Regions from separate parts of the Mus musculus genome. Here regions 2 and 3 are each linked to region 1. Evidence: chromatin loops called from intact Hi-C (ENCODE). Cell type or tissue: heart. All regions are shown on one strand.

The links. A loop is a pair of places that touch in the nucleus more often than their neighbours do. Peaks named below come from ENCODE experiments on the same cell type or tissue, not always from the same donor. Only the 100,000 strongest peaks of a DNase experiment are listed, where the experiment ranks them.
Region 2: a loop joins it to region 1, with 4 times the contacts of the local background. A loop is called at or near these places in 21 of 42 quality-filtered maps.
Region 3: it touches region 1 in a loop (5-fold over the local background); 35 of 42 quality-filtered maps call a loop at or near these places.

Annotation. Positions count from the first base shown.
Region 1 is chr19:11,764,854-11,772,853 of GRCm38, reverse strand. It overlaps Mrpl16 (mitochondrial ribosomal protein L16), which reads right to left and starts at 2,439. Exons shown (of 4, transcript NM_025606.3): 1 at 2,330-2,439; 2 at 1,987-2,052. The coding sequence starts at 2,384. It overlaps Gm46655 (a long non-coding RNA gene), which reads left to right and starts at 5,568. Exons shown (of 3, transcript XR_001782678.2): 1 at 5,568-7,871. In heart, a CTCF peak has its summit at 4,501 (motif pointing right); a DNase peak (open chromatin) is centred at 2,493; H3K4me3 peaks cover 1,508 bases; H3K27ac peaks cover 954 bases; H3K27me3 peaks cover 700 bases.
Region 2 is chr19:11,348,213-11,356,212 of GRCm38, reverse strand. No RefSeq gene overlaps it. Among named protein-coding and RNA genes, the nearest start is that of Ms4a7, 16 kb to the right of the region's middle. In heart, CTCF peaks have their summits at 4,170 (motif pointing left) and 5,978 (motif pointing left); a DNase peak (open chromatin) is centred at 5,932.
Region 3 is chr19:11,603,848-11,611,847 of GRCm38, reverse strand. It overlaps Ms4a6d (membrane-spanning 4-domains, subfamily A, member 6D), which reads left to right and starts at 7,044. Exons shown (of 7, transcript NM_026835.2): 1 at 7,044-7,174. It also overlaps the pseudogene Gm24599. In heart, CTCF peaks have their summits at 240 (motif pointing left) and 3,490 (motif pointing left); a DNase peak (open chromatin) is centred at 7,027.

The DNA.
Region 1 (8,000 bases):
AAGAATAAGTGAAGGTGCACGACGCAGAGGGCCTAATGAGTAATAATTCCAGCGGTTACCATTTGCCTCTGGATGTTTCTAGCGACACTGGACTCTTTCAGCTATAACAATGCTTACACAAATGTTTCTCAGCCAAATTCACTTATTACCCCCCTGTATGTTCAGCCCCTATTTGTAGGGACTGTTCTCAATTATTACTTCATTCACTGTTAAAGCAGCTTTGGTATTTTGAGATTGTTTTTTTTTTTTAAAAAAAAAATCCCAACTGTAGTCTCCCCTCTTCCCCCATCTCAATCTACTCATTCCTGTTTCTATTCAGAAAAGGGCAGGCCTCCCATGAATATCAACCAAACGTGGCATATCAAGTTGCAGTAAGACTAGGCACCTTCTGTCGTATTAAGACTGGATGGGGCAACCCAAGATGAAGAAAAGGGTCCCAAAAACTGTCAAAAGAGTCAGAGACAGCCCCGTTAGGAGTCCCACATGAAGACTTCGCTATACACCCACAACATGTACGCAGAGGGTTGAGACAGTCTTATGGATGTCATGTGATCACTGTGTAACCTCGAACCTGCAGGAAGTGCTGGACTGAGTGGTGGCAACCTTTATATTTCTTTAGGGCTTCAACACTAAACAGACAAATGGGGGAAATACAAAGTGAAGTATTAGAAATTGAAAACAAGGGGCCCACAAGATGTCCCAACCGGTAAAAAGCACTGCTTGCCCATCTGGGTTGGAGCCTTAGGGCCCACGTGGTAGAAGGAGAGAACTGACTCCCAAAAGTAGTCACAGACCTCCAGATATATGCCTTGACACATACGCACCCACACAAGTGCATGCATACAAAATAAATAAAAGGCAATTAAAAATAAAAAGAATTGAAAACAGGAGCATACATAATTTTCAGCTAGGCCAAGAAACATAATTGGGCAAGTGGTATTCTAATCTCTACTTTAAAGAAGAGGAACTTCAGTTAAAACATCAAAGCCAGAAGCATGCTCTTAAAAACCAAAACCAAAAACAAAACAAAACTCACTGCTCCTCTAGATTGCAAAAATACCATTAAAACAAAACAAACAAACGAAAAAAAAAAAAACCTTCTGTTGTATTTTTCTTGGTAAACTTACAAAGTAGGATTTTTCTTGTCACTATCCTCTATATGACATCCTGGGGAAAACAACTGTGACTCAAAAAAAAAATTAAATATGAGAAAGAATGGCTCCATGATAGAATAAACAAAACAGGAAGCCTCAAAGGGCCATCAGATCATTAATGGAATAATAAAGTTGCTGTTCCAAGTTACAAAAACTACTCTCCCTTCACTGACTTCTATGGGCAGCTACTGTGAGACCTGGTAATACGTTCTTACATCTGCAAGTTAGTATGCACTTCTAAGCACACACAGCACCTTATTTATCAAAAATGTTAGGAGTGTTTTGTCTGCATGTATTAATGTGCAGAAGAGGATGTAGGAACCCCTGAAGCTGGAGTCCCAGATGGTTATGAACAATCTTGTGGGTTCTGAGAATTGAACCTGGGTTCTCTGCAAGAGCAACAAGTGTTATTAACTGCTGAGCCATTGCTCCAGCCCACACAGTAGTTTAACAGTTATGTGCCGAAGACCCTCAGATGTCTAGGCCATTTGCAGTTTTGGAGATTTTAGTACATTAAAAAGTTAGATGTACAGGACTGCAGAGCACCTGGCTACTATTGCTAAGTGTCTGCATATCTGTACTATTATTTAGAAGATAAAAAAATCTGATATATGCCCAGTTAGTGCTGACTGGGTAGATCATGGGCCACACATCAGTGGTAGGATGCCTGGGAACTAGCCCAATAGTTATCTGCTTTGCAACATCGAGGGACTTCGCTGCAGTTTGCCTTCCTTACATATATCTGTTGAATCACTCAACGGAGGGAGGAAGCACAAACACACCTTCGATGCCTTTTCTCAGAGAAAAATAAGTGGAAATGACAGGTACTCACTTTCAAAAGTTGGAACTGGGAGGAGCGTCTTCAGACCAGCACTGGTGGGAAGGGCTGCCCAAGAATCTACAATGACAAATCAAACCATTACTGTTACACTCTGATCACTCCTGACAGAGGTGTCTAGAAGCACGGGGGTACGAGTTCCACTAAATGGGCTTCCAAGGAAGCAACTAGGCTCACGGAGCACCGTCTCCCGCACATGACCAGGACCCAGGCCTCCGCATAGTGGAGGTGGAAGAAGTAAGGAAAGCGCAGGACCTATCGCAGTAAGCATAGACTTTGGAATGTGGGGAGGAAGATCGGGGAAATGCCTTTTTAAAAGATGAAACAGGTTTCTGACCTGAAAAGTGCATCCGCAGGAGCGGCGCGGGGACGCGCGTCAACAGCCTCCACATGGCCACGCGTGTGCTGCCGGGTCAGGTTTCTCTCAACTACAACAGTGGCTTTTCCCAGTTCAGAGCTTTGCCGGCCCGCGGACACAAGACAGGAAGTGACGTCATCCTGTCCCACCTTTTATAGAGTCCTGACGGAAGTAGAGGAAACTTCCAGCACCTGGTTCTGGAGCAGGTTATCTGCGGGTTAAAGGTCCCACAGGCCAAGCCACGCCCGAGGTGTTTCAAGTTTCCGCGAGGGTCTTCTCAGTTTTTTTCTGTTTAGTGACAGCTCTGGGTTTTCTCCTTGGTGTAGAAAGCTGCGAAAGCCCGAGGTTTTGTAAGAAGTTGTTCCCTTAACTTTCCGTACATTTATGTCTCTTCTCTAGGGACATAGAAAGATGCTATTGATTTGTCATTGGCTTATTTACTGTGCGCTTGCTGAGTTTGGTCTTGACAAATCTATCAAAAGAGCTGTAGCTGGAGTTTTCAAGGTAAAAGCACTGGCTTGGGCATTCCCAACCGGCTGGGTTCGATCACCTGTCCTTTTACTTTTATAATTAAAAAAAAAAAAGATTTATTTATTTATTATATATAAGTACACTGTAGCTGTCCTCAGACACACCAGAAGAGGGCATCAGATCTCATTACAGATGGTTGTGAGCTACCATGTGGTTTCTGGGATTTGAACTCAAAACCTCTGGAAGAGCAGTCAGTGCTCTTAACCGCTGAGCCATCTCTGCAGTCCCACCTGTCCTTAATATGCTAATTAAAAGAAAGTAACCTCGAAAAGCCATTAATTTAAGGTAGCTTCATTTGAAATAATAAATGATGGACTCCAATGACCATTCAAGATCATTTTCATGGCCCTGATATGAGCTTTAAGCTATTTATTTATTTATTTATTTATTTGAGACAAAATCTCTATGTAGTTCTGGCTGTTCTAGAACTCACTATGTAGATAGGCTGGCCTCGAACTCACAGAGATCTGTCTGCCTCAGCCTACACAGTGTGGGATTAAAGGCATGTACCACCACACCTGGCACCTTTAAGTTTAACTAGTGGACAAACTGGGGCATCGAGTGGGGAGTCCGCTAAAAAGTATGCATAATTAAGCAGTCCTGGTCTAGGCTGATCATTGCTTCAGTTTTGGTTTGGTATGGTGGTCATCTCAAGCTGGCATAGATTAACAGGATTAATTTGTTTCTATAAATGATCAGTTTGGTTTCAAGATTTAGCCTTGTCTTCACAGAAGAGGGGTAATGTTCTGTCTTCAAAGTTTTTCCTTTAAGAAATCCAAGAGAAGGAGCTGGAGGGATGGCTGGGTCGTTAAGGGGATTGGCTGCTCTAGTGAATGGACCACACCATAATTTAATAAGGAAGGGAAATGAAATAATGTATAATTATCCTTTTGGAAATGTTGGACATATAATTTTTCCTGAGGCTGGAGCTTTGTAGTGATTAGAACAAGAGGATTTGTATCTAAGCTTTTAGGAGACAGATGAAATTAGCAAATGAGACTGATGTCTGTTGTGTTTAAATCATGTTAAATCTGTGTGCTCTTAAGAATTAATTTCACAAGCAGTAAGTACAGCCTTCAATGCTTGTGGATAAGATATACTGGGGAAATTGCTTACAAATCTATTCACCTGTGCAATACATCTGCTTCCCAAGTATTAAGAGACTCTACAAATCCACCCCAGGACACAATTTAACTTGTTTATTGATATTCCTCCTTCTGCGCTGGCAAAAGGCCACATTTTGAAAGACCTGAGAGTGGTCAGAACTCCAAGTCCCCTCTTTTTAAAAGAGATGTAATCCATTCCACGACAGGTGCCACCCATGCCAGGAAGGTCAACAAAGGTGTGATAAGAGGCAAGCATCTTGGTTGGGAGGAGTGTAAAAATGAAGAAATGAAGAACCTCCTCCTTCCTGTCTTATCTTCACTATTATCTCTCTACTTAAAATAGCACTGAGCCGAGGGACAGTTTCCACTAAGGTTAATTCAGTGTTGTATTATGTAGTATTGGGCATTTAGATTTTGAAATTATGTTCTTTGTAACTATAAGGGACAATTTAAAAAGATATTTGCATATAAACAAGACATTTACATCTATGTGCAGGTGCCCACACTGGCCAGAAGAGGGAGCTGTAGTTGCTGCGCAGATGCTTGTAAACTGCCCGTACAGGTCCTCTGAAAGAACAGCTCTTAACAGTTGATTCATCTCTCTAGTCACTAGCAGTTGCCATTCTTAAGTGGGAGAGTAATGAAGAAACACAATAGCAGCAAGAAATAGCAAAATATCAGCCCAACCCTTTCTAGATAAAGGTAGTGAACAAAAGCTGGGTGAAATAGTTGATTAAAGTTGATGTGTGATAACATCTTCCAGTCTAATGGATTATAAATCACATAGTGGTGATATGTCAGTTTTCATTTCTTCATTGATGAGTGATATCTAGCTTTCCCTCATGCTTTTGATTTCAATGTTTGTGATTTGCTTGTATGTATGCTAGTTTGTTTTTTATATGCACTTGTTCATGTTTCTCTTATCAATTCAAAACTGTTTGTTATGTCTCATAGGCAGATTCCCGGTTTTAATTTGTGTGTGTGTGCTGAAACTAGAAAGGGGACCAATAGGAGGAGAAGTCTTAAGAGAGAGAGTTGGGGAAGGAGGAAAGAGAAGAACAAGGGATAGCAGAATACATGTGACATGAAAGGATGAGAGGGAAATGGAAAGGTACCAGCAGAGGATGGGGCAGGGAGAGGATCAAGAAGAAAATGTTTGTGAATGCCTCATAACAAAGCCCATTCCTATGTATACGAATTTAAAAAGAATGCGTATTTTAAAGCCTGTGTTATGTGTTGAATTTCCTAACTACTGCCTAGTTTTATAGATTGAAACCATCTTTCCCACTCTGCAGACTTGCCTTTTCTGTGTCTCCACTGGAAGGAGTAGAAGGTTTCATCTATTTGGTTCCAGTTTTGTTTGTTTCCTTCCTTTCTTCCTTCCTTCCTTCCTTCCTTCCTTCCTTCCTTCCTTCCTTCCTTCCTTCCTTCCTTCCTTTCTTTCTTTCTTTCTTTCTTTCTTTCTTTCTTTCTTTCTTTCTTTTCTTCTTTCTTTTTTTTTTTCTTTTTGTTTTTTTTTTTGAGACAGGGTTTCTCTGTGTAGCCCTGGCTGTCCTGGAACTCACTCTGTAGACCAGGCTGGCCTCGAATTCAGAAATCCGCCTGCCTCAGCCTCCCAAGTGCTGGGATTAAAGGCGTGCGCCACCACCGCCCAGTGGTTCCAGTTTCTTAAGAGGGTGTTGTACATAGGTCACTTACATGCCTAATCAAAGTCACATACAACTGTGTACACTTCTTTTTTTTTGCCATAGGCATAGAAGTTTAATCCATTTCTCATACAAGGAGGCAACAGCAAGTAGTAGAAGGGTGATCATGTATTGTGGCTTCAAGGGACCTCATGCACAAGGCAGCAGATGACCGGCCCTAGAACCTGCCCACCCACCCCCACAAGCTACTACAGTGGCTCCGGTGAATTGAGTCCTGAAAAGATACTTCCCAGCAAATGCACCCATAGTGAGGAAAGTAAGGGGTTCTCCTGCCCACTCTCAACCAGATAGAGCAGTGCAAGGTGGTGAAGCCTCTGGAAGAACAGTTTTATATCGTTTCTATGACAACACACTTCCTTTGGGCAGTACTTAATGCAGATTCTGCTCTCGAGGAGCAAGGCTCCTGTAGTGGGTCTTCCTCACTCTGCTGCTGTAGTGGAGTGGACACTGGGCCCTCTGCAGGGCCAGCAGCTCAGTCGTCAGCCTAGCAGACATATCCACACTGACCAAGTACAAGGTTTACTTGCTAAAAAGGAAGGCTTAGCTAGTTTCAGTTCCTCATGAAGTGTTATTTCCTGTTGAAAAGCAAAGAACTAAGCCAACCCTCTATAAAATTGCCAGTCCTTAACCGAGGCCTCAGTTACGGGATAAAGGTCTCTCTCTCTCTCTTCAGTGCTCCTCTCCAGGGGTTCTGGGTTCTACTTGACACCCACAGGCTTCCACAGATGGCTAAGAAGCATGGCCTATATGGATCAACCACCCACATACTCAGTACAGTCAAGGGCAAAGGACAGAAAGTTGTGAGCATGAAGCCTGAAGCAAAGGTTCCACCCAGCAGGCCAACAAGACCACACACTGGGGCTGGCTGTACCCTACAGCTGGTGACCCAGGTACTAGCAGAACATAGGAATACTGGCTTCACCACAGATCCCTATTCACACCCCAAACTAAAGGCTTAAGCTCACTCAGCTATTTGCAGGAGTTCAGGGGCTCAGCTCCACTCCCTCCCTGCTCAGCCTCTGGGGATGATGATGGGCTGAAGCTGTGGGGACCATCTCTGCCTCTCTGTGCTGTGAACTCTGCAACAATTCTTCTGTAAGAAACAAGGAGGATGCCACATCTCCTTCCTTGTCTAGGTCCTCAAAACCATTCCCATGATCCTCCCTGGACACATAGCACTTTGGATAGCAGGGACCAGCAGTTGCTTGCAGTGCCTGAAGACTGGCAAGGGTACAGTCAGCTAAACAAGCCACTAGTCTCACTGTGTGAGTTAATTAATTAGTCCTTGGGGAGGTTGGGGAGTGGGGTAGGCAGGTCAGAGGGCTCTATACCCCAGATCTCCCGGGTGTATTCAGTGATGGTTCGGTCACTGGAGAACTTGCCAGAGCAGCCTATATTCCTGATCACCTTTTTTGTCCACTACTTGGAATTGCGGTATAGATGGTCCACCTGGGCCTGGCATTGGATGTAGGCTTCATAGTCTGCAAGTACCTTGAATGGTACATCAGCATGTTAACCACGTCCTTGAAGCAGTCTGGATCTTTGGGAGAAAAGAAGCCACTGTTGATCTGATGATCCACAACCTGCCTCAGCTCAGGCAGGCGCTCATAGAATTCTCTGGCATTGTACCCTTTCTGGTCCAGGGCCTCAACATCTTCTACCCGCATACCAAAGATGAAGAGGTTCTCCTCTCTGGCCTCCTCGGCCATCTCCACATTGGCACCATCCATGGTGCCAATGGTGAGCGTTCCATTGAGCATGACTTTCATGTTGCCTTCATGTACACTTCTTACTTGGGGAAAACATCTTCCTTTTTGTCTCCCCCCCCCAGCATTACAAAAATATATCTGACTGGCTACTCCTCCAAAGTTTAGCTTTACTATCTATGGCCATTAGAGGGCCCAATATGTCTGTATAGTCAGACACCCTAGCAGAGTGAATTCTTGAGCGAAAAGAATGATGTAATACTGAGCTTGTGCATGCATTTGTGATCTGCTAGGACAGTTACATTTGAATTGACTTTTTTTTGTATTCCAGCTAGTATGTATTTGTTATTGTTATACTGTTATAGACAACTTAGATATCTTAAAGGGGTCTCTCTTCTCTTTCTCAGTGTGTATCCCGGTCTGGCTCACTCGCACTTTGGATTCTGCACCCTCCTGTTTATTGGGATTACAGGTGGGCACCACCATGCCTGCTGAGATGACTATTAACCTTTTCTAAACTAAAGATAGACCAGGCTCCTCCTTTTGCCAAAGAGGACGCTGGTGTTTTAGTTGGATGCTTGCCTAGGCAAGCCACTGTGTT
Region 2 (8,000 bases), 420 kb after region 1:
CTGATAAGGCAGAGAAACTACATAAATAAAGCTAAGAGGATCAAGCAATTGGTGTAGCTGTGCCAGATCAAAAGGAAAGAGTGCCATTTCACAGATGACACTTGAAAACCAAGTATGAAGATGATTACAGAAAGTGAGCAAATATTTCAAAGCATTGAACAAAGGCTTCCTGGGTGGTACCCACCTGTCAGAACCTGAGTAGCACGGCGGGTGACCCTCACAGCCCTCCCAGTTCCTAGGAAAGAATTCAATATGAAGTCACAGATTCAAAACACCCAATTTTGTGGTCAGGTAAAGGAAGTTAAAATGAGATCAGAAAAGCAAAGTGGTTTGGCTCCCGCCTATGCTCTTCCGGAGAAGATTATTTCTCAACGCTGGCTTTGATATCTGACACATTGAAGGCATAAGAGTCTTCACTACACGGTGATGGTAGCTTGTCCTACTTGTTTGGCATGAAATTGTACAATAACGCATTCAGTAGAGTGTCCAGAGCAGAACATACAATAAAAGCTATTATTTGTGTTGATACTGATAGATACATATTTGTACACCCTGTCCCAAAGTGGGTCCCCATCTGTAGTCTTCAAACGTAAGCTCTTGTTACAAATGTGAGGCAAATCAAGCTAAAACTCTAAACATCCTTCTCCTTATCTGTCTACAGATGAATGGAACCTGCCACCCTTGAGTGACTTCTCTGATTCTTACCTAATCATTAGAAATCTGTGTTCTAATGAGTAATCGACAATTAATTGTTGGTCAAGCCTAATATTTTAAACTCAAGTTATATCCTGAATTTGTGGGAAAGTTCAAATATGATTCTCTTATTCATGTAAATATTTTAGCCATTTTAAAAATCAACTCATAATGTTTAATTTACTTCTAGAAGGCTTTTTAAAATTAAACTTATATAATGAATTTAACTACTAGAAATTTCTTTTTCTTTTTATCTTTGCAAATGTATGTGTGGTACATGTCTGCGTTTGTGTTCATGTTAATACATTTGTACATGCACATGCCACAATATGTGTGAAGGTCAAAGGACAACCTCAGACATTGGTCCTCACTTTCTACTTTTCTTGAGACAGGATTTTTGGTTTCCTGCTATATAGATTTCAGGTTAGCTGACCCAAGTCTCCATGTCTTCTGCCTCCTTCCTATCTCTCTTCTATCTCTCTTCCTATTTCACAGCAGGAAGGACTGAGATTACAGATGGGTCACCTCCATTTTTGCACAGGTTCTGGGGATCCAAATTCAGATGCTCATACTTTCCCAGCATGTGCTTAGCACACAGATTTGATAGCCTGGATGAAATATCTTAAACCTCAGGATAAGAAATGGCCCGGAAGTGCTGTGGAATGCAGTGCTCTAGACAGCATATAGCTGTTATACACATTAAATCACAGAATCTGTAGTTATGTCTTTAGGACTTGCAGGAGTTCAAGCAGGTTAAAATTTCTAGCATACAGTAGAGAGCCCTGCTGAGCCCCATCCCTAGCTGAGGAACTAGTGGCAATTCATAGCTCCTGGGGGAAGGACAAAACGTTTTCTTTGGTGGCTGTCCACTGATAGTTTTTCATGCCCCAGTAGATGGCTACACCTTTACGAATGTCAGCACGCTCTCATCATTGCTCTTGATTACTTTGACACTTGAGAGTAAGACCCTATCACTGAAGACACAACACAGGAGCCATCCAACATGACTGAATCAAGCTGCTAGTGACCTGGGAGCTTCATCCCTATTGGCTAGCTTTCAAAGAGCTATAAGGTCATATTCTCTAATATTAAACGATGGATTTTTAAAAAAATACATGAAAATGAAGGGAGATGTGTTGGGAAGGGCCTGAGGATGAGATGGAGGGATGGAGTGGGGAGTAGATATGATCAAATACATTTAGGACTAGAGAGACTGCTCAGTGGTTAAGGGCAGTCGCTGCTCTTACAGAATATCAGAGGTCAGTTGCTAGCACCTATGTCATAAGAACATTAAAGAAGGGAAAGGGAACATGGGTAAATAAGAGACAAAATCTAGAAGATTCCCTTATCTCTACCAAGAGTACAGGGTAGAATAAATGTAGAAGAAACCAAAACCACTCTTTGAAATTAGAGTTATAACTACTTTTGTCACTATCATAATTAACTGGTTAATTAGTCTCATGTTCTTAAAGCACATTTTTTGATTAAATTTTTTATTCACTTTACATCCTGATCACAGCTCCCTCATCTTGTCCCATTCCCCCCTTTACATATCCTTCCTCTCACTACCTCCTCCCCTTTTCCTCAGAAAAAGGAAACAGCCCCTCTTGGTAGGACCCTGCCCAGTGACATCTAGTCCCAATATTACTAAACACTTCCTCTCCCACTGAGGCCCAACCAGGTAGGAGAGGGGGATCCAATGGAAGACAACAGAGTCAAAGACAGCCCTCCTCCAAATGTAGAGGACTCACATGATGACCAAGCTGCACATCAGCTCAAAATGTGTAGGTGCCTAGGTCCTGTCCTTGTGTACTCTTTGGTTGGTGGTTCAATCTCTGTGAACCCCCATGGGCCCAGGTTAGTTGACTATGTAGATCTTCTAGTGGTGTCCTTTGACACCCCCTGGCTTGCTCAATTCTATCCCTAACTTTCCCACAAGAATCCCTGAGCTCTGCCTGATGTCTGGATGTGGGACCCTGCCTCAGTTACCACTGGCTACTAGATGAAGTCTCTAAGGTCTCTAAATACCGTTTTGCTATGTTTCTGTCTGCAAGCATAGTTGAATATAATTAATAGTGTTAGGGCCCTCTCCCATACAATAGGTCTCAAGTTGGAGCAGTCATTGGTTGACTGTTCTCTCAGACTCTACAGTCATCTTTATTCCTGTACATCTTCTAGGTAGGGCAAATTTTGGATTGAAAGTTTTGTGGATGGGTTGATGTCCCCTTCTCTCCGCTGGAAGTCCTGCCTGGCTACAAACAGTGGCTACTTCAGTCTCTATATCCCACACTGATAGGAATCTCAGCTAGGCTCTCCCATAGACTCCCCATAGTCTTTCCCATCCCATGTTTCCAGCTAGTCCCAGAGATGCCCCTCCCCACCAATTTCCATTCTCACTCCCAGTCCTGCCCTGCTTCCCTCTACCCACAGCTGATTGTTATCCCCGTGTCTTTCCTCTCCCCTCTCCCACTCAGTTCCCTCTCTCCATCCACCTCCAATGACTATTTTGTTTCCCCTTCTGAGTGAGAGTCACACATCCTTCCTTGGGTCTTCCTTATTATACAATTCCTTTTGGTCTTTGGATTGCAGCATTGTTTTGCTGCATTTTATAGCTAATGTTCACTCATAAGTGAGTACATACCATTCATGTCTTTCTGGGTCTGGGTTACCTCACTCAGGATGATATTTCCTAGCCCCATCAATTTGTCTGCAAATTTCATGGTGTCCTTGTTTTTAATAACTGATTAATATGCCATTGTGTAAATTTACCACGTTTTAAAAATTCATTCTTCAGTTGAGGGACATCTAGGTTGTTTCCAGTTCCTGGGTATTATAAATAAAGTTGCTATGAACACAGTTGAGCAAATGTCCTTGTGGTATAGTGTGACATATAATGGATATATGCCCAGGAGTGGTAGAGCTGGGTCTTGGGGTAAAATATTCCCAATATTCTCAGAAACAGCCAGATTGATTTCCAAAGTAGTTGTACAAGTCTGTACTCTCACCAGCAATGGAGGAGTGTTCTTGCTCCACATCCTTGCCAACATTTGATGTCCCTTGAGTTTATGATTTTAGCCATTGTGATGGCTGTAAGGTGGAATCTCAGACTCATTTTGATTTGCATTTCCCTGATGACTAAAGACACTGAACATTTCTTTAAGTGCTTCTTAGGCACTAGAGATTCCTCTATCAAGAATTATGTTTACTTCTGTACCCCATCACTTAATTGGGTTATTTGCTTTTACACATACCTCTTAACATGAGCAATGATATCCTTAAAACTAAGTTTCAGCGTAATGAATTAATATAATCTGCCTCAAATTTCCACAAATACGAGAATGCAACTGCCCAGAGCCAGGGTTGCATGACTTCATTCATCTCAGGATAACCTTCCAAGGCACCAGAAGTTCACTGAGAATTCTGAGCATGTATTCTTGCCCACCACCACCCTCTTGTGGCTCAATTAAATATATCACATTGATGTTGGGTCTCAAGGAAAGAAAGCTGAAAATAAAGAGTCAAGTACAGTTGATTGGTAGCAAACATTCATTATGTTCCTGGCTCACAAGCCACTTTCTTTCCTCGGATCAGATTTTTTAATATTTTACTATAAGAATCTACATGTGAAGATCTCTAACTCCTCCCCCTCCTTCCATCCACTGTTCTGCATTTATAGCATTTGTTTCATATCACTGCCTAGACCCAGAACCTTACAAATAAGGTGTGTGTGTGTGTGTGTGTGTGTGTGTGTGTGTGTGTGTGTGTGTGTGTGTGATGTGTGTGATGTGTGTGTGTATGTATGTTTGTGTATGGGTGTGTGTATGTTTGTGTATGAGTGTGTGTTTGTATGTATGAGTGTCTGTGTTTGTGTTTGAATGAGTGTGTATCCATGTGTGTGTACAAGAGTGTGTGTATTTCAAACTTCTCAATGAGCTTCCTTGTGACTTTAGCTTCCATGAAGTGCTAAGTTCATCAGTACATCATATGTTCCTGGCAGGACAACCAAGTTTCCTTGAGATCATTTCCATGCCTTGGAAAACATGTTAGAAACTCCAAAAGACATAGGATCCAGTACTAGATCCTAGGTTTTCTGGATCTACACTAGGGTGTATATGTCTTATGCCATCTTGAATGAACTCAGTAATGAAGGTGCATAAGATGATCAGAATGATGGGACAGGACAAAAGGTAGAGACACAAAGAGTACTTTGGAGAAATCTTCCTCTCTTTCTGTCTGTCTGTCTGTCTGTCTGTCTCTCTCTCTCTCTCTCTCTCTCACACACACACACACACACACACACACACACACATTAGGAAAGATCTCTCAACTCACATGATAGGTATGTGTCTTAGTCAGGGTTTCTATACCTGCACAAACATCATGACCAAGAAGCAAGTTGGGGAGAAAAGGGTTTATTCAGCTTACACTTTCCACATTGCTGTTCATCACCAAAGGATGTCAGGACTGGACTCAAGTAGGTCAGGAAGCAGGAGCTGATGCAGAGGCCATGGAGGGATGTTACTGGCTTGCTTCTCCTGCCTTGATCAGCTTGCTTTCTTATAGAACGCAAGACTACCAGCCCAGGGATGGCACCAACCACAATGGGCCCTCCCACCCTTAATCACTAATAGAAAAAAATGCCTTATAGCTGGTTCTCATGGAGGCATTTCCTCAAGGGAGGCTCCTTTCTCTGTGATAACTCCAGCTTGTGTCAAGTTGACACACAAAACCATCCAGTACAGTATGGGTCTATAGTAACTTAAAACGCTACTGGTCTGACCCACTCCTTTTATCCCTTTGTGATTTCTTTATTGTTTCTACTTCCATTTTTAGATCCTGCATGGTTCTGTTCAATTTCTTCACCTGTTTACCTGTGTTCTCCTGTAACTCTTTAAGGGATTTTTGTGTTTCCTCTTTAAGGGCTTCTTCCTGTTTAACTGTGTTCTCCTGTATTTCTTTAAGCGAGTTATTTATGTCCTTCTTAAAATCCTCTATCAGCATCATGAGATATGATTTTAAATATGAATCTTGATTTTCTGGTGTGTTGGGGTATCCAGGACTTGCTGTCGTGGGAATACTGGGTTCTGATAATGCCAAGTAGTTTTGGTTTCTGTTGGCAAGATTCTTGTGTTTGCCTGGTTCGCCATCTGGTAATCTCTGTTAGATGTTCTTGCTGTCTCTGGCTGGAGCTTGTTCCTCCAGTGAGTCTGTAAGTCTGTGTCAGCACTCCTGGGAGATCAGCTTTCTCCTAGCAAGACCAGTGCACAGAGGCTGCAGAACAGCTCCACCTCCTGGGTACAGATGGAGGCAAGAAGGACCCTGACCCAGCTGTTCTGCTTCTGGCCTGCGAGCTCCTGGCAGGTCCCACCTTAGCCAGTCACTGGAGAGAAAATGGCAATCTCCCCTGAGTCTTGGGGGGTGGGGGTGAGAGCACTCCCTGGAGACAAGCTTGCCCCTGGCAGGAACGGTATACCTACTCCTTTTATCCTACAAAGCTTTTTCACTCTTTCTTCTTCCTTGGTTTTACCTCTAATTCCTGAATTCATTATACTGTGTTGCTGATTCTGCTAAATCTTTCACTCATCAACTCAGCACTCCGTCTTCCTGTTTACAGCTTGGACTGAAGATCAGCAGTTCTCCAGAAATCCTCCAGGCCTTCAGTAAATAATTAGCACTGTTTCGGCACCTACTCTGTAGACTGAACCAACTACAGAGTTCTGTCTCTGCTATAAGACAGCAAGGGTTGAAGGACCCTAACAATATTGGGTGAGCCAACTTAAAAACTCCCTTAACACACACATAGACAGACAAACAGATACACGCACACATACACACACCCCACATGTACATTAGTATATATTCATATACAGAGATTTATTCTATTGGGTTTGAAGCTCTCAAGAGCCCTGACTAATACAGTGTAAACCATATAGAATGTTCTGTAATACAACTGGCAGCATTAATTATCCCATATAGTAATAAGGCTTAGTATATTTGATTAGTGGTAATAAAAATGGTTATGAAATTTTTCCATAATGTATTTGTTTAGTGGCAACGAAGATGATTATCATTTTCCATAATTTTTATTGATTCCTTGTGAATTTCACATCATGCTCAATCCCACTCATTCTCCCATATCCACCCTCTGCCCTTGCAAACTCCCTCTGAAAAAAAACTAAAAACAAGATATAACAAATTAAAAAGAAACTTGCTGTGGAAAGTTCAGTATGTCATGATGTGTCACACAGTATACCCTTTTGTCCAAACAGCTTTATTTGAAAATGTCCAGTGGAATGGTCTGATTCCAGACCTCTGGCTTTTTCTACACCAACACTAATTGGCATTCAGCAAGACTCCTCTCTGATACCTTACTATTGCCCTGAGTTATGGAGATTCCAGAGCTTTGGTTCAACAGGACTAGCCATTTCACATGCTCCAGCAGCTCATAAGTAGGGTAGATGTCGTGGTGTGTCAGCTCAAAGCCCTAGATCTGGTCCTAGGTGGTAGCTGAGCTGGTCAAACTATCAGCTCTCTTGCACCCACACCACTAGGGCCAGTTCTCCTGGGGTAAGCAGGTAATGGTAAGGGCCAGCTCTCCTGAGTGCCAGATCTGGCACATGGTGAGGCCAGCTCTCCAATGCTCATGCCACCAGGGCCAGCTTTCCTGAATTGCCCAAGTGACAGATGGAGCCAGCTCTCCTGCACCCATGCCACAATGGGCACCACTGTGTGGTGGCCAGTGGAGGGCAAGGCCAGCTCAACAGGGCTCTCAAACATTGACATGGCTTCAGGTGGCAGCCCAGACCAAGAATGTCCACATGGCCATTGGTGGTAACACAGGCCATGGACATTGACCCCAGACCCCTACTGTGGTAGGGCTACCATGGACCCAGACATGGCCTTGCCAGCAGCATGGGCTCAAACATCACCCATGACATCATGTGGTAGTGCAGGACAGTCACCTCAAACTATTCTTCAAGGCCTTCATGTCTCCCATTACAACTCTCTTCAGTGTGCAGAACGGCTGTTTCTCTTTCTTTACTATCTTTCCATCACTTACTCATCCATTGTAGAGGCAGTAGACTAGGCCTCTGGCCTCTGGCTGTCTGATTATCATTTTTTAAGCTTATAGAAAAGCAACTTGAAAGGAAGAACAGAACTGCATGTTTTAATTTTTAAATCAGTATTATTTCTGTTTATATTGTAAATGCATGTTCACACACTCCCAAGTGAGTATAGCTCTCATCCTTCATCAGACAAGCTTTTGGATGCAGTACATGGAGACTACTACAGAAATCTACAACTGG
Region 3 (8,000 bases), 160 kb after region 1:
GGAAAAGCACACAGCCACAGGAGGCTGGCTGTCTCCAGATAGCCCACGGATTGTCAATAGAACCCGCATGAAGCTGGTCGCATCAGTGAGCGTCTGCTCTTCTTGACCAGAAGGTATCTGCATTACAAATTTGAGGATGCAGGCTTGGAATGGACATGCTGTGGGCCTGTGCCTGGTGCCAGAGAGCACAGGAATCCTCTTGCTGTTACAACAACTCTTTTGCTCCCTCTACTGGGAAGCTTAACACATTGTTCCCTTTACAGGAGAACTGCTTAAATTGCCTTAAAAGGCAATTTCAGAATCGGCTAACACAAACAACATATATTTTGTTTACTGTTCGACATCCAGCACCAAAATCTATTCTTGTGTCTGAAAAGCATTATACAATGATTATTGTATTTTAGTTTATTAAACAGTTTTCTTAATAACGAGCATACAAAAAGTCATGTCATAAGTACTACTTTCTACAATGATTTATTAGATTTCTTTATATGGGGATTTTGTATTGGAGATTGATTCTAGGACCTGACACAGGGAAGGCAAACACTATACCCTGAGTTGTATTTTCAGTCTTCATTTTAATTTTTATTTTGAACCAGGATCTCATTGAATTGTCCAGTCTGGCCTTATATTTATTCTCTAGCCCAGACAGGCTTTGAACTTGTAAGGCTTAAGCCTTCCGAATATCTAGTATTATAGGCAAATATCATCAGGTCCATCTGATGTAAGGACCTGTTAGTCATTTCTATTAGAAGATATGAATGTGGATGTTATGTCTGCAATCACAATTTCAACATTTAGCAATAGGACTAAATTACTATTTTATGCTAAACTGTATTCCTTAGTGCATCTATCTGTACCATCAGCCAGGCACAGAGAGAATAACACTGTGTGAACATCATGTCCTTATCTAAGAAAGCAAACTTGGAGGACAGAAAGAAGCCAAGTTATGGTGGCCAGAAGTCCTAAGGGTATGAAATGAAGAACTACTTGTCTAAGGAATGTAAAGTTTCAGCAACATAAGATGAATAATGTTTAGAATCGTATTGTATACTCTGGTCATCATTTCCCAAATAAAATATGTTTAGAAACTTAAAATAGAAGATTTTAAATATCTCATTAAAATCAGTTGACTAGATGGGTACTTTATTTATCCTCATAAGTCATCCCAGAGACATCAAAGCTCAACATACTCCAATATGTACATAATTATCATTTGCCAATTAAGATAACAGAAACACGATACATTATTTTGTTTAGAATGCACCAGACTTTCTTCACAATTTAACAAGTGTAAACTTGATTAAATCATTTTATTATGTAACAAAAATGCATTACGGAAACATGATGAAAAGCTTCGGAGATGAGGCTGAGTTGAAAGCTGTTCTAATCATGAAATCCTAATGAACAATACATTTCTCATTTTCGTTTTTCCTATTTTTATTGGATATTTTCTTTATTTACATTTCAGATGTTATCCCCTTTCTCGGTTCCCCCCTCCCCCCGAGACTCCCTATCCCATCCTCCTTTCCCCTGCTTCTATGAGGGTGCCCCCCTTCCCATCCTTGCATTCCCCTACACTGGGGCATCACATTTCTCATTTCCTTATTTGTCTTCCTTAAGAGGTCTAGAATTATTTTTTTGCATGCCACTCTGATTCTAGCATCTAGGAAAAAACTCTGAAATTGGTGAGTAAATCTCAGCCCAGTGACTGAATAAATAAAATGTTTCCAGAAGTCAGGACTTCAACTGTGTGGCAGAAAATATTTCCCTCCTACATTTAAAGCTGAACATACGGAAGCACCCCGTGAGGCTTTGCTGGTAACATCAGATTCATTTAACCTCTCGTTCAAATCACCCAGAACTGTCAGTCACACAGAAGAGGCAGGGAAAACATTTCACTCATTCTTGTACACCATTTCTCTAAAGGCATCCTGACTGACCAAAGATGAATATGAGGACATGCTTGTCTGTTTCAGGCAGGCCTCTCTGCACAGGTATATGACTGGTCATCTTGCAGAATCATGTATGTGAGGCTGTAGGCAGGCTTCTAGATGCAAGTCCGAAGATGGTGGGATGAGAGCAAGTCAGCCACCAGGTGGTAAATACAGTAACTGAGACCACGGAACTAGATTCATCTCAGTTCCTTGACTTTAGTTTCCTACTTTGTGTCTGCTTCTATATTTCTGAAGTAAGAGGAATAAATAAAATTTCCTCAGCATTTGACAGGCCTTCTTCTGCAGCCCCTGGAAGAGGAGAGTTGAGCTAAAACCAAGTTGAAAATTGTTGGCAATCAGACACGTCTATGGACAGCTAGAAGTGACTTCAGAACAATTAGGCATCTTTACAGCCAGCCCTCGAAGGACCCAGGTACAAGAGTTGTAGGAGGAATGGCACCTGCGACCTCTGTGTTGTTGATTCCGTGTCACCTCACCTCCAACCCCCAAGGGCAGGCAGGGTTGGGCATCGAGTAGTCCGGGGCACAGGCAGCAAAGAATCACACTTCCAGACTTTGGCCAGGGCCTTTTCTCTTTGGGTCTTGTGATCTAGAGGATATGTTTGGAACTTGGACTTCCATTTCTTACATTCCTCAGTATGAATTTATTTTTAGGGTAGGAATTATTTGTGATCATTTAAAGTACAGTAGACTTCTGTGTTGATGTGTGCCCCTCTTTCCTTGGATGCAAAGTAACCTGTTGGAACCCTGGTAGGCTTGGTTCAAGCATTTTCTATTGCATTGTAATCAGTTACACAAACCTAGAAACTTAAATAAACCCCCACATCTTTATTGACACTCAGCATCCATGTGTCAAGATAGGGATATAGTTTTGTCAAGTGCTTGCTTATAAGTTGTAGGCTATGCTTGTGCTGTTGGATGGATTGCCGTGTCCTATAGTGATTCTGGTTCTCTTTCATGATCACAGGGCAGAATTCATTTCTTTACTGGTTTAGAATGAATGGTAGTGTACTTTGAGAAAACAGGGAAGCAAAGATGTCAAGTTCTTTTGAGTTTTTTTTTCTTTGAATTGGCACACCTAATTATTCTAGGTTCATGTATAATAATATCCTCTATGATAGAATCAAAGTCAACTGATCATTATGGCGATTAATCATTTTTGTGTGAGGGCTGGAGAGACAGCTCAGCAGTTAAGAGGACTGACTGCTCTTCCAAAGGTCCTGAGTTCAAATCCCAGCAGCCACATGGTGGCTCACAACCATCCATAATGAGATCTGATGCCCTTTTCTGGTGCATCTGAAGACAGCTACAGTGTACTTAGATATAATAATAAATAAATCTTTAAAAACATATTTTTTTGTGTGAACTTAATCAGATCTGCAACCAATGAAGAGAGATTCTGGAGGGCAGTCTTTAAGGGGATTTCAAAGGAGGATTAACTGGATGGAGAATACTCTCCCTGATTGTAAGTGGGCAATATCTTCCCACAGCAATACAGAAATAGAGGGTTGGAAAGAAGAGGTGCTGCCACCTGCTGGTGTAGTTTTGCACATCGGCTCTGTTATTATTGCTGCTGCTCCCATTATTGGCTGCCAAACTGAACCCAACTTCTTTGGCCTTCCAACATAGACTAAAGATTAGCAGATCTCCAGGAATCCCCCAGGCTTTCAGTGCCAGATTGAGACTGTGAAGACATCAAGCTTCATGGGCTGAGTGACTCGTCTCCTCTGCACTGTTTAACTGCTTAGCTGGGATCATGTAAACTCATCTAATAACTTCCCTTTGCAATATATAAATATATGTATATATAATACATACACATTCATTCTCTCAGTTCTGCTCCTCTAGAGAATTCTGGCTAAGACATTGACCATCTCACAGAAGTGGTATCACATTTTATACACAGGTGTGCCCCACACAAATGAAGAGAAAATATTAGTGAAGAGTGTTGAATGACATCCTGACATTAATGGTGGCACAATGACTAAAGAAAAGCTGCTCTTTCCACAATCCCTGTTTCAAAATATGCCACCTCATAGAACATTCCATGATGTTGAGAATTCTAGAGGTTTCTAGATTTTACTCCAACATCTTGTTACAATAAATTTCTCTGGGATACTGAAAACACATCAGGAATCCATCTTCTCTTTCAGTCTGGGCACATCTGGCCATTGTTTTACTATGAGACCTGCAGAAGATTCTTCTGGCTTGAAATCAGGAAATGGGATGAAGTAGATGGTGCAAAAAGTATGCCAATTGTATCCTACAGAGTTTGATGACTTCTGAGTGAAGTGGCTAGTAAGCCCCAGAGCTGCTCACTAACCTTATGACCCCTGGATCCAGAGGGACAGGCACAAGTCATAGCCAATAATAAAATAATAGTTTCTGGTGTGTCACTTGTGTGTCAGCAGGTGGCAGAGAGGAAAGAGGCTAGGTCTATACTAGGTCTACACTAGGTCTGCACTCAGTGTTCTGAGCTTTGAACATCTGAATGATTAGTAGCCTAACATTCCTTGAAAAAAGTGAGCCTGAAATGATCACCAGTCTGATGCCAGGCAGGACTGGATGGGTTCCCAGGGTGGAGAGCACGACAGAGACTAGAAGGACCCCACATGGGACTGTACACCCTGGGAAAGAGTAAGCCTGTGATAGAAGAAGGAATAACTGGGAGGTAGGGGTCAAGGAGTGTGCCTAAGATGACCACAAGACTGGTGTCATGGGGCTTGGACATGCATCCAGCCTGAAATGATCATCAGTTGGATGCCCCACACGTGTGATCCTGTAGACCGTGACCGAGATGATTCCTGTCTGGTTCCATAGTGCATAACTGAGGCTTGGCATTCCTGAGACCACTCCTGAGATGCTCAGGTGCTCAGAGACCCCTGGCACCACCAAAAGGAGCAAGCAAGTGGAGGAGAAATTGAAGAGAAAGAGAAACAGAAGGGTGTGGGCACAATGGAGAGAAGCAGAGCTGGAGACTCCAGGGTAGTGAGGAACAGCCAGATGTGAGTGCCAGTGATGCCACTTGGGACCATGGTGGGGTCCTGGCCTGTGCAGCTGCCATGGACCACATCTGGGTCTGAGGCCCTACAGCAGCAGAAGTCTGTCACGAGTGAAGGCTAAGCAGATGTCTCTGGTCTGGGCTGCTGATTGGGGACATCTTGATATCTGAGGTCTCATCTGAGCATCTTGAGAGAGTTGGCTCTGGTGGGCTAAGAGCAGGAAAGCTGACTTCGCCCCTAGCCAGCTCAAGTTCTCAAAAGAGTAGGGCCCACACTTGAGGAGTTGCAGGTGAGCAGCCTTCAAGGATAGGAGCATAGGAGTCTCCCTTGTGTGGCAGGAACAAGGAAGAGACAGCCTCCTCCTACCTCTCCCCTCACCACCTTTGGCAGGTAGAAGACCTGGCCCTGGGATCATGAGAGCTGGAGAGCTAGACTTACCCCCACCCCCAGATGCAGCACTTAGGGTGAGACCTGCACCTCACCTGGTCAGCACAGTAGAGCTGACCCGGATGTGGGGTCTGCCAGTGAGTGGGCCCCAAGGGTGTAAACATGTCTGCAACTAGCTTGCCATGAGACAGAGTGGGTGATGGAGAGATACCTTCTCCCTCCCTCTTCCTTTGCCATCTATGGCAGGTGGGAGAGCTGGCCCCAGGGTTCTGAGAGTGTGAGAAGTGGTCCTGTCCCTCACTGGCATTTGCCAGTGAGCTGCACCAAGGGCCTGAGAGCTTGTGATCTGACAAGCTCATAAACTTCTCAGGCCCAGGTTCAGGGCTTTGAATTGACCCACCCCAATATCTACCTCATCGATGAACAGCTGGAGTGTATGAAGGGAGTGGTCCTATAGATCCAAAGCTATAAGATCTCCATGACACAGGGCAACAGGATATCTGAGAGGAGTCCCAGTGAGGTTTCAGTATTGATAGAATAGCAGAAGTCAGAGGTCTCATACCAGACCAAGAATCATTGCAACAGATATTTTCAAGCAAATAAATTTAGACAAAAGGGAATACTGTGGGATACACTGTGACACACTACAGCTTCCACAATGAGATTTTTTTTTCTTTGCTGGGGGGAGATGGCAAGGGTGGAGGACAGGTACCAGAGGAGGGGGAGGTAAGTGGGGCTGTGGTACATGATGTGAAATTTGCAAAGAATCAATAAAAGAAAAAAAAACAGTGCCCATGAGACCATTGGGTATTCATGTCTATTTTTGCCCCCCCTTTTTTGATTGGAAGTGTTTCCTGGTAACTGTCTAACTACCAAAGAAAAACTTAGTTGTATTCTAATAGTGATCTAGATTTTTGAGCTTTGCAGAAATCATTAAATATTTTGTTAAGTTCATTGATTAAAGCCTTTATAAATGTAGCATATTATTTATTTACCTGTAGATTTTAGTTTTTAACCCCATGCATGATCCCTCTAGCATGGAGTAGTTACAGAGCTGAGAAAAGCTACTCTGACTGACATTCTACTTAACACCACAAGATCACTGGCCTTGGGGAATATGACGTCTAACTCTGTTCATCTTCCTTGTTCCATCTCTGCCACAACTTTCATGACTCATAAGTTTGGGAAGAACGGAAGTTTTTGCTTGGTTTTGTGATACTCATATCATTGTGGGCCAAGATGGAATGTGCAGAACTCCACTGACACTAAGTCAGGATCTGAAGGCAATGCTATCCTTCGCAGACGCAAACCAGCTCGGAAGAAGAACACCTTTGTCAGTTTTCATAACAACTTGGTTCACTCTGTCCATTGGCACCCAATAGACACGTAAGCATAATGCACACTGAGGATCAGATCAGAAATTAGGGTCTCTGAGATGCTCAGCAGGTTCAGCTCTGCCACTGAATGTGTATTCTAGATCTAGGATAATTAGAGAGACACAAAATTCAAACCAGTGATAAAAATGTCAGTGCTGTCATGATGATATTTTATGGGAAGGAAAAGTAACCTACAAGTCTCCCAGAACTGGTCCAATTAGTCATTTTCCTGGTTACTGGAAGTCTATGAAAAAGGAAGTAAAGGCACATTCACATGTCCAGACTGTAAGCGCCACTTCCTGTGCAGTGAGCACAGAAGAAGGAAGGGCTGGGACAGTTAGAACTTCACAAGAAGGAACCAAGGATCAGACTGAGAAAACCCATAGTTAAAGCTCTTGGGGTTTCTGAGAGCTCAGCTGGAAGTGACTGGGTGACAAGGCGCACAGGCTCAGGTAGGCAACCCTGAAGAGAAATTCCTTTGTACAGCACTCTATTTCTGGGACTGCACTGTAAGAGATTGCTGGTGCTTATGGAAGCAATAGAGACACTGGGACACTTCAGAACTAAATGGGCAAACGGAATGGGTATTGGGTTTATATCGGTCCTGGCTGGTTTTAGTTCCATGATCTTGGTGGTCACTGTCCTAAGGTCATGTAATTAACAAAAGCAGAGCTCTTGTACCTGCAAAGGCTTTTAAGCCATTCACTAATTAGGCAGTCTAAGGTCTGAGAGTGGAACAGAAAAGAGAGGCAAACTGAGCTCAGAAACCAATTCCACAGGCAACTTGGTTCTTCCTAACAAGGGCACAGTTCTAATCTTGAACCTCAGGTTACAACTCCAGGGCTTCTCACTCTGCATTCAGGTGCTTCTCCACACTGAGGAGACTTAGACACAGGCTGCCGCAGGCAGGTGGGAAAATAGGGTGAGGAACCAGAGACAGAGACAGCTGGGATCCAGCACCCAACTGTGTGTAGGCAACTGGTTAATAACAAAAACTTTAAATATCTATTTAGCATCAAGCCTATGTCATTATAAAATCATGTGTTATTTTCACACATGAATCAAAATTTACCTCTGAAATTCTTTTTTGATTATGACATTACTAACAAATAGAATTACTGTGAGGGTTCTAAACTATGATGAAATATGCTGGAAATAACACTATGAGACAAACAATGAACAAATAGCTCTCAGTAGTTTGAGTAGTAGCATAAATTGGAAAAGATTGAAGATCAAATTTTAATTATATCTCAAGACTGGTAGAACAACCTGAGGATA